Linked DNA regions of Homo sapiens: region 1 is linked to region 2. A link is an interaction called in ENCODE POLR2A ChIA-PET data of the cell type or tissue named here. Cell type or tissue: K562. All regions are shown on one strand. Region 1 has its middle 9.1 kb from the start of TNRC6A. Region 2 overlaps SLC5A11 (solute carrier family 5 member 11).

Evidence for each region. Peaks named below come from ENCODE experiments on the same cell type or tissue, not always from the same donor. Only the 100,000 strongest peaks of a DNase experiment are listed, where the experiment ranks them.
Region 1: POLR2A ChIA-PET joins it to region 2 with 5 read pairs; 2 of 35 experiments call an interaction of 5 or more read pairs at or near these places.

The regions. Positions count from the first base shown.
Region 1 is chr16:24,718,015-24,723,014 of GRCh38, forward strand. It overlaps a transcript of TNRC6A not described here. Among named protein-coding and RNA genes, the nearest start is that of TNRC6A, 9.1 kb to the right of the region's middle. In K562, no CTCF peak of the experiment used is centred here; no DNase peak of the experiment used is centred here.
Region 2 is chr16:24,881,870-24,886,869 of GRCh38, forward strand. SLC5A11 (solute carrier family 5 member 11) reads left to right here. Exons shown (of 17, transcript NM_001352248.3): 9 at 2,182-2,262. Among named protein-coding and RNA genes, the nearest start is that of SLC5A11, 38 kb to the left of the region's middle. In K562, no CTCF peak of the experiment used is centred here; a DNase peak (open chromatin) is centred at 1,932.

The DNA.
Region 1 (5,000 bases), 160 kb before region 2:
TGATCCACCCACCTCAGCCTCCCAAAGTGCTGGGACTACAGGCATGTGCCCCCACGGCCTGCCTGTTCATTCTTCGTATTCAACAAATATGAATTCCAAACTTAATACTTCCCAGGCACTACTCTAGGTACTGGAGAATACAACACTGAATGCAGCAGACAAGTCTCCACTCCCAGAAGCCTTCTCTGCTGGCAGTGCCTGGATAAAATGAGTTATCTCACGAGAGCATGTGAGATTCCAGCCCTAAATGCTCAAGGCGTTCTTTTCAGAGGACTGTGTTTCCACCTGAATAGGAGGGGGCAGGAATGATAGCTATATTTCTATTGGTACTTGACTCACATCTGTATTCTTATGAGATCCAGAGCATTTCAGGGAAGGCTTACCAAGGGAGGTAGCATTTGAACTGGGCTTTGAAGCAGGAGTTTGTTAGGTAGACATAATAGGAGAGGACTTCCATTCAGAGGAAATAACATGTTCAAGTCATAGAGGCTTTGAAAAACACAATAAACTAGTAATAATTCACTATTGCTGAAGCACAATATAGGGATTGTCAGAAATATGCCAGGTTAGGTAGCAAGAGTTCTTGAAGAATCTTTTACGCTACACAAGGGGTTTCAGGTATAATTCTATAGAATGTAGCCATTCAAGAATTCATAGCACCAGCAGGACCTTATCAGATTAACTAGTTAGAAAGACCTCTTTGGTGGTGATGTGGATTTCTGGATTGAGAGAGATAAGCAGGCTGGGTGCAGTAGCTCACACCTGTAATCCCAGCACTTTGGGAGGCTGAGGCGGGCGGATCACCTGAGGTCAGGAGTTTGAGACCAGCCTGTCCAATATGGTGAAACTGCGTCTCTACTAAAAATACAAAAATTAGCCGGGCATGGTGGTGGGTGTCTGTAATCCCAGCTACTCAAGAGGCTGAGGCAGGAGAATTGCTTGAACCCAGGAGGCGGAGGTTGCAGTGAGCCGAGATCGCACCACTGTACTCCAGCCTGGGTGACAGAGCAAGACTCTGTCTCCAAAAAAAAAAAAAGAAAAGAAAAAGGAAAAAAAGAGATAAGCAGACTATGGAAAATTATTTATTCATTTAATAAGTATTATTGAGGGCCTAATATGTACTAGGCATTGTGCTAGAGGTGGAGATGTACTGATGACTAGGCAGATATGGCCTTTGCTCTCCTGGCGCTTACAAAAAAATCAGGAGTACCAAAGATTAAACAAAGCCAGGGGCAGTGGCAGACACTTGTAATCATAGCACTTTGGGAGGCCAGGGTGAGAGGATCATTTAGGCTCAGGAGTTCAAGAGTTTGAGACTGGGCAACGTAGGGAGATCCTATCTCTACAAAAAATTTTAAAAATCAGTTGGTGCTGGGCTTGCTGGCTCACGCTTGTAATCCCAACACTTTGGGAGGTGGGTAGATCACCTGAGGTCAGGAGTTCAAGACCAGCCTGGCCAACATAGTGAAACCCCATCTATACTAAAAATATAAAAATTATCTGGGTGTGGCGACAGGTCCCTGTAATGCCAGCTACTCAGGAGGCTGAGGGTGAGAATCACTTGAACCTGGGAGGCAGAGGTTGCAGTGAGCTGCAGTCATGCCACTGTACTCTAGCCTGGGTGACAGAATGAGACCCTATCTCAAAAAAATTAAAAAAATAAAAAAAAAATAAAAATTAGTTGAGTGTGGTAGTGTCCGTCTGTAGTCCCAGCAACTCAGGAGGTTGGGGCAGGAGGATCACTTGAGCCCAGGAGTTCAAGGCTGCAGTGAGCTATAATTGCACCATTGCACTCAAGCTCAGGCAACAGAGTGAGACCTTGTCTCAAAAAAAAAAAAAAAAATTTAAACAAGCGACAGTAATATTTCATTAGAAATGTGATGAATGCTATGAAGGTGTAGAGGATGTCTTTAGAATATATAACTGGGAGGGAGACCTTTTGAGTTAAGGCAGGTGCTGGTCAGGAAAGTCCTGAGGAAGTTACATTTGGATTGAGAGGGGAAAGATGAGGAGGAGCAGGCTTGCCTGAGGCATGGTAGGCAAGAGAGAAGGACTATAAGATAACATCAGGGAGATGTTATAGAACATGTTAAAGGTATCAGGCTTTAAATCGAGAGCCCTGGAAATCCTTTCTACTATTTTAAGCAGAAAAGAAGATGATCTCACTTTTCCTTTTCAGAAAAATTACCACTCTGGCCAACATAACAAGGCCCTGTCTACAAATAATAATAATAAACATTAGCCAGGCATGGCAGCTCACACCTGTAGTCCCAGCTACTCAGGAGGCTGAGGCAGGACGATCACTTAAGCCTGGGAATTGGAGGCTGCAGTGAGCTGTGATCACACCCGTCTGGGTGACACAGCTAGACCTTGTCTCAAAAAAAGAAAAAGAGGTCAGGTGTGGGGGCTCAAGCCTGTAATCCCAGCACTTTGGGAGGCCAAGACAGGCAGATCACCTGAGGTCAGGAGTTCGAGACCAGCCTGGCCAACATGGTGAAACCCCGTCTCTACTAAAAATACAAAAAAATTAGCCAAGCATGGTGGCAGGCTCCTGTAATCCCAGCTACTCAGGAGGCTGAGGCAGGAGAATCACTTGTGGCTGGGAGGCAGAGGTTGCAGTGAGCCGAGATCATGCCATTGCACTACAGCCTGGGCGAGAAGAGCAAAACTTCATCTCAAAAAAAAAAAAAAAAGAAAGAAAGAAAAAAAAAAAAGAAAAAAGAAAAAGAATTAAGGCTGGGCTGGGCTCAGTGGCTCACGCCTGTAATCCCAGCACTTTGGGAGGCTGAGGCGGGTGGATCACGAGGTCAGGAGATCGAGACCATCCTAGCTAACACAGTGAAACCCCGTCTCTACTAAAACAAACAAACAGAAAAAAAAAAACAAAAAAATTAGCCAGGCATGGTGGCAGGCACCTGTAGTCCCAGCCACTCGGGAAGCTGAGGCAGGAGAATGGCATGAACCCGGGAGGTGGAGCTTGCAGTGAGCCGAGATCATGCCACCGCACCCTAGCCTGGGTGACAGAGCGAGACTGTCTCAAAAAAATTAAGGCTGCTGTATGGAGAACGGTGTTGATGGGCTAAGAATGAACACCTGCAAAGCTGCTGAGGAGAGGCAGCAACTAGAACTCTTGATGAGGTTGAGATGCAACCGGGTACAACCATTTTAGACATGTTTTCTAGTTTCTTATATAGTCAAATATACACTTACCTTGTGATCCAGTAATTCTATTTCTGGGTATTTATCCAAGAGAAATAGAAACACATGCCCACTGTCCACAAAAATAGACTTGTACAAAAACTGTTCATACCAGATTTACTCATAATAGCCCCAAACTGGAAACAACCCAAATGTCAATTAACACAAGGAAGAGGCTGGGTGCGGTGGCTCATGCCTGTAATCCTGGCACTTTGGGAGGCTGAGGTGTGTGGATCCCTTGAGCCCAGGAGTTTGAGACTAGCCTGGGCAACATGATGAAAACCTGTCTCTACAAACAATAATGATAGTAGGGCCAGGTGCCATGCCTTATGCCTGTAATCCCAGCACTTTGGGAGGCTGAGGCGGGTGGATTGCTTGAGCCCAAAGAGTTTGAGATCAGCCCGGACAACGTGGCAAAACCCCATCTCTACAAATAATACAAAAATTAGCCCGGCCTGGTGGTGCATGCCTTTGGTCCCAGCTACTCGTGAGGCTGAGGTGGGAAGATGGCTTCAGCCCGGGAAGTGGATTATTATTATTTTAAAACAAAAGGATGAGTAAACAAACTGTGGTATATCCATTCAACAGAATACTTGGCAGCAATAAAAAGGAACGAACTTAATACACGCAATCATATGAATGACTCTCACAGGCACGTTTAGCAAGAGGAGTCAAGCCCAAAAGAATATACACAGTATGACTTCATTTTTATGAGGATCTAAAACAGACAGCACTAATTTGTGGTGATGTGAATCAGAAAAGCGGTTTCCTGGTGGTAGGTGTCTGTGGGAGGACAACAGGTGAGTCACTGAGAAGGGGCGCGAGGGAATTTTCTGTAGTGATAAAAGTGTTCTATATAGTGATTGTGGTAGTCGCTACATGGGCATATTTATTGGTCAAAATGCATTACATTTTTCACTTTAAAAGTGTGAGTATGCCTGTAACTCCTGTGCTTTGGGAGGCCAAGGTGGGAGGATCACTAGAGGCCAGGCATTGAAGACCAGCCTGAGCAACACAGCAAGAACCCATCTCTATAAAAAGTAATAAAAAATTTAGCTGAGCATGGTGACACACACCTCTCATTCTTGCTACTTGGGAAGCTGAGACGGGAGGATCAGTTGAGCCCAGGAGTTTGAGGCTGCAACGAGCTATGATTATGCCACTACACCCTAGCCTGGGTGACAGAGCAAGACCCCAACTATTTATTTATTTATTTACTTATTTATTTATTTATTTATTTTGAAACAGAGTCTCACTCTGTCGCCCAGGCTGGAGTGCAGTGGCATGATCTTGGCTCACTGTAACCTCCACTCCCGGGTTCAAGTGATTCTCTACGTCAGCCTCCCAAGTAGCTGGGATTACAGGCACCCGCCACCACACCCGGCTAATTTTTGTATTTTTAGTGGAGACAGGGTCTCACCATGTTGGTCAGGCTGGCCTTGAACTCCTGACCCCAAATGATCCACCTGCCTCGGCCTCCCAAAGTGCTGGGATTACAGGTGTGAGCCACAACTCTTAAATAAAGTGTGACTTTTATTGTATACGAATTATACCACCACAACAAAAAAGAGGCAAAGAGAATGAATCTTTGGAGTTTTAGGGGTGTTCTACGGTATGGCAGTGGAGAAACACAGGAAGAGAAGACAAAGAAAGCAGATTAGAGACCAGACGAGTTGCTTATACATTGCATGAGAGGCAGGGAAGAGTCAGAACTAACACTTAGGTTTCTGGCTGGGGCAGCTAAGTGACTGGTGGTGTTATTACCGACTTGGGGGAAAACTGGGAAAGGGTCAGGTCCATAT
Region 2 (5,000 bases):
GGGCAGGGACCAGAGCTTTGAAGGAAACAAAATGAGCCTTACATTTGTTCTAAGTGCCATGGAATACTATTGGATGCTCTAAACAGAAAATTGACAAAATCTAACATATGCAAAGTCCCCTGATACAGAAAGACCTTGGCTGAGTTCTCAGAACTAGCAGAAGCAATGTGCCTGGGGCAGGGGAAAAGGGGAGGGCAGGCTGCCATAGCTGATGAATGTTGGTGTTCCTTGTTTGGAGGTCTGTGTCCCCCATTAGACTGTAGACTCTATGAGGGCAGGGAACATGCCATTTTGTTGGCCTCTGCATCCCTACCACGTAGAACTTGGTGGGGAGCTCACCGGCTATTTGGTGAAAGACTGAACAAAATGATCCCCACAGTGCCTGGCATATGAGAGATTCTCATCACTGTTAATATAGAAAGGATGGTGGGGTTAAGTGGTACCCAACACCAGGATCTCACCACACTCAGGCTGACTCACTGCATGCGTGAACGGCAGGGAACTGAGGCCAGAATCAAAGCCAGTTCTCCTCCCCTTTGTGAGAGCCCTATTCCTGCTGGGAAGGAAGGAGGGATCCTGGAGAGCACCTCACCCACGGGCACAGGGTTTTTAAATTGTACAGTGACTGTGCCCTCTAGTAGACATGTTTCTATTGGATAAGTGTCCCTTCTCCTCAGGGAAGGAGGAAGAACAGAGGTTTAAGGAAGAGACTGGAAAGATTGCTCTTTCCAGATGCTGATGGATTTGCTACCAGGATCATCATTATGAATTTTTATGTATTTATTTATTCTTTTGAGATGGAGTCTCGCTCTGTTGCCCAGGCTGGCGTGCAGTGGCACGATCTTGGCTCACTGCAACCTCTGCCTCCTGGGTTCAAGTGATTCTCCTGTCTCAGCCTCCCGAGTAGCTGGGATTACAGGCATGCCCCATCACACCTGGCTAATTTTTGTATTTTTAGTAGGGACAAGGTTTCACCATGTTGGCCAGGCTGGTCTTGAACCCCTAACCTCAGGTGATCTGTCTGCCTCAGCCTCCCAAAGTGCTGGGATTACAGGCATGAGCCATCTTTCCCAGCCCATTTCGAAGATTTTTGCAGGTGGCAAACCCAACAAGAATCCTCTGAGGCACCATCACGATCCTCTCCAGGAAGTCTAGGGGGCCTCTGAATACCTAATACTCACATCCTTTATCCAGTCTTAAAAATAAAGGTGTTGGCTGGGTGTAGTTGCTTACACCCGTAATCCCAGCACCTTGGGAGGCCGAGGCAGGAGGACTGTTTGAAGCCAGGAGTTCGGGCCCACCCTGGGCAACATAGCAAGACTCCATCTCTAGAGAAAAGTTAAAAATTAGCCAGGCATGGTGGCTCATGCTTATAGTCCTAGCTACTTGGGGGACTGAGACAGGACAATCACTTGGGCCCAGGAAGTCTAGGCTGCAGTGAGCTATGATCACGCCACTACACTCCAGCCTGGGTTGACAGAGTGAGACCCTGGCTCTAAAAAATAAATAAATAAATAATAAATAACTAAAGGTGTTCAGAGCTTGGGGACTGTGGCCTAAGCACCACTTCCTATATCAGTTGAAAATTGCTGTGTTAAAAAACCACCCACAAATTGAGGGGCTTGAAAAATCAATGGTTTATTATTCCCCACAAGTCCATGGGTTCCTGGGTGGATATTTGCTAGTCTAACCTGGCTCTGCGAATTATAGTTCGGTGTTAGGTGGAGCAACTGGCTGGAAGAGGATGGCCTCACTCACATGGCTGGTGTTAGCTTGGGCTGTCGACTGGGCTTCCCCTCCGTGGGGGCCCTCTTCCTTCACTAGGTTAGACCTGGCTTCTTAAAGCAAATGGTCTCAGGGCAACAGGAGAGTAAGTGCAGAAGCTGCAGGGCTCCTTGAGGCCCATACCACTTCCCCCACATTCTATTGGTCAAAGCAAGTCACGTGGCCAAGCCCATGTGAGAAGCGGAGAAATCAACTTCACCTCAACGTGAAAGGAGCAGCAAAGTCACATTGCAAAATGGGCGTGCACACAGGGAGGAGTGATCGTGGCCATCTTTGCAATCAGTCAGCACTAAGAAATCTCCCATCGGGTCCTGGCCTTCCAGGTTCCCTTGGTGACCCAGAGTAACCCCTTCTCGTTAGACTCCCTGACCCTCACCTCCGTGCTCATCCCACCAGGTGGCCTGGCTGCTGTGATCTACACGGATGCCCTGCAGACGCTGATCATGCTTATAGGAGCGCTCACCTTGATGGGCTACAGTAAGTGGGGTCCCCGGGTCACTGGGGCGGACAACAGCACCTCTCTCCAGCAGGGATATCTGCTCTCCACACTGTGAACGGCAAACCTAGCTGTCAAAGAGCATACTACTGGGGAATTTTTTGTCACAGGTGCTTTGCTTGAGGCACGGTTATTTTAGCTAGAAGAGAAATGTGCTTATTGTGGAAACTTACTGTTTTTGTTTTTGTTTTTTGTTCTGAGGCAGGATCTTGCTCTGTCAGTCAGGCTGGAGTGCAGTGCTGTGATGATTGCTCACTGCAGCCTTGAGCCCCTGGGCTCAAGTGACTCTCTCACCTCAGCCTCCTGAGTAGCTGGGACTACAGACATAGGCCACTATGTCGAGCTAATTGCTTTTTTATTTTGTTTTTTTTTTTTTTTTTTGTAGAGATAGAGTCTCACTATGTTGCCCAGGCTGATCTCAAACTCCTGGCCTCAAGTGATTCTCCTGCCTCAGCCTCCCCAAGCTGCCCCACCTGGCACTGTTTTTTTTTTTTTCAAGTAAAAATCTCTTTCTATACTAATATGGAAAAATAACTGAATGAATAAATAAAAGAATGTGAAGAGACAGCTTTTCCTTACAGAGGTTTTTGTTGTTGTTTGTTTGTTTCGAGACAGGGTATCACTCTGCCACCCAGGCTGAAGTGCAGTGACACAGTCTTGGCTCACTGCAACCTCTGCCTCCTGGGCTCAAGCAATCCTCCCGCCTCAGCCTCCCAAGTAGCTGGGCCCACAGGTGTGCACCACCATCCCTGGCTAATTTTTTTCATTTTTTTAAATAGATGGGGTTTCGTCATGTTGCCCAGGCTGGTTTCAAACACCTGGGCTCAAGCAATCACCTGCCTCGGCCTCCCAAAGTGCTGAAATTACAAGCGTGAGCCACTGCATCCAGCCCAGAAGCTTTAAACTCTAGCACTAGCCCACACCTAGACTTTAGCATTTCATTTCAAAATATTCGCCCAATTCTTCGTACCAGCTTGTGTGGTGATCCTGTCTTTGTTTTGCTGCCAACGGTCATGTCTCTTTGGAGGCTCCTGTGTTTTCTGAGATCTCAGGCCAGTTGGTTGCTCTATGGCCTCAGCTCTCTGATAGGTTCAGGGGAAGTTATTTTGTTGATTAGCCAACTTCTTATTATTGTTAAGCGGGGGACACTACTCTCCACAGGTTTCTATCTTTTAGAGGTAAGCCACTCATTAAGCCTTAAAGACTACAACAAAGGCCGAGTGTGGTGGCTCACACCTGTAATCCCAGCACTTTGGGAGGCCAAAGCAAGAGGATCGCTTGAGCTCAGGAGTTTGAGACCAGCCTGAGCAACATAGTGAGACTGTCTCTACAAAAAATAAACATAAACTTACCCAGGTTTGGTGGCATGTGCCTGTAGTCCCAGCTACCTGACAGGCTGAGGTGGGAGGATGGCTTGAGCCTGGCAGGTTGAGTCTGCGGTGAGCTGAGATTGTGCCACTGCACTCCGGCCTGGTCTCGCTTTGAGACAGAGTGAGACCCTGTCTCAAAAAAAAAAAAAAAAAAAAAAAAAGGCTATGAAAACTAATATAGAAAACACAGAAAAGCGAAAGGGATCAAAATCCTGAAAGATGGCAGAATATAGTGCTGAAAATTATATATTTTAGGACTCAGAAGAAAATATCAAGAGAGTGCCATGCTTGGAATCCTGAACTCTATGAAACATGTATGAAAGATAGAAGTAGAGGACAAACTGAGGTGAAGGGAGAATAGAAGCGGATAAAAAGGAAAAAGATTACAGAAGATTACAATACATTTTCTAAAATTTTCTAAAAAAATTAGCAGAATTAAACTCCCCACAGGTGGATGTAAAGAGCAGAACAAACGCTAAAGAAAATCAAACCCAGGATGAAAACAAATAGGAGTTCTTTTTTTTTTTTTTTTGAGATGAAGTCTCGCTCTGTCACCCAGGCTGGAGTGCAGTGGCATGATCTTGGCTCACTGCAACCTCCACCTCCCGGGTTCAAGCGATTCTCCTGCCTCAGCCTCCCAAGTAGCTGGGACTACGGACACACGCCACCATGCCCAGCTAATTTTTGTATTTTTAGTAGGGACGGGGTTTCACCATCTTCACCAGGATGGTCTCCATCTCTTGACCTCATCTTCTGCCCGCCTTGGCCTCCCAAAGTGCTGGGATTATAGGCATGAGCCACCACGCCCGGCTGAAAACAAACAGGAGTTCTAATAAAATGCAGAGAAAAGGGATAAATAATAAAATTATAAAAGAAAAGATGACAAATATAGAAGATAGAGAGCAGAGATATACCATTTGAGAAATGTTTATTCTTTTTCTTTCTTTCTGTTTTTGCTTTTTGAGAAATGTTTATTCTTAGAAAAAAGGTCAGAAAAAAATGGAACAAAGTAAATAATTAAAGTAATCACAAAAGAAAACTTTTCTTAGAAGGAGGATGATATATCTAGCTAGGTGTGAAGGGTTTGCTGTGTCTTAGGCAAAATCGATGAACAAGATCTCCAGGTAGAAGAAGCATTATGAAAAAAATGTGAAGTATAAGAATACTTTTTAAATACTAAAGAATACAGACAGAGAGGTGGGAAGATCATTTGAGGCCAGTAGCTTGAAACCAGCCTGGACAACAAAGCAAGACCCCACTCTATGAAAAATGGAAAATTAGCTGGATGTGGTGGTGCACACCTGTGGTCTCAGGTGGGGACTGGAGGATCAGGGAGGTTAAGGAGGTTG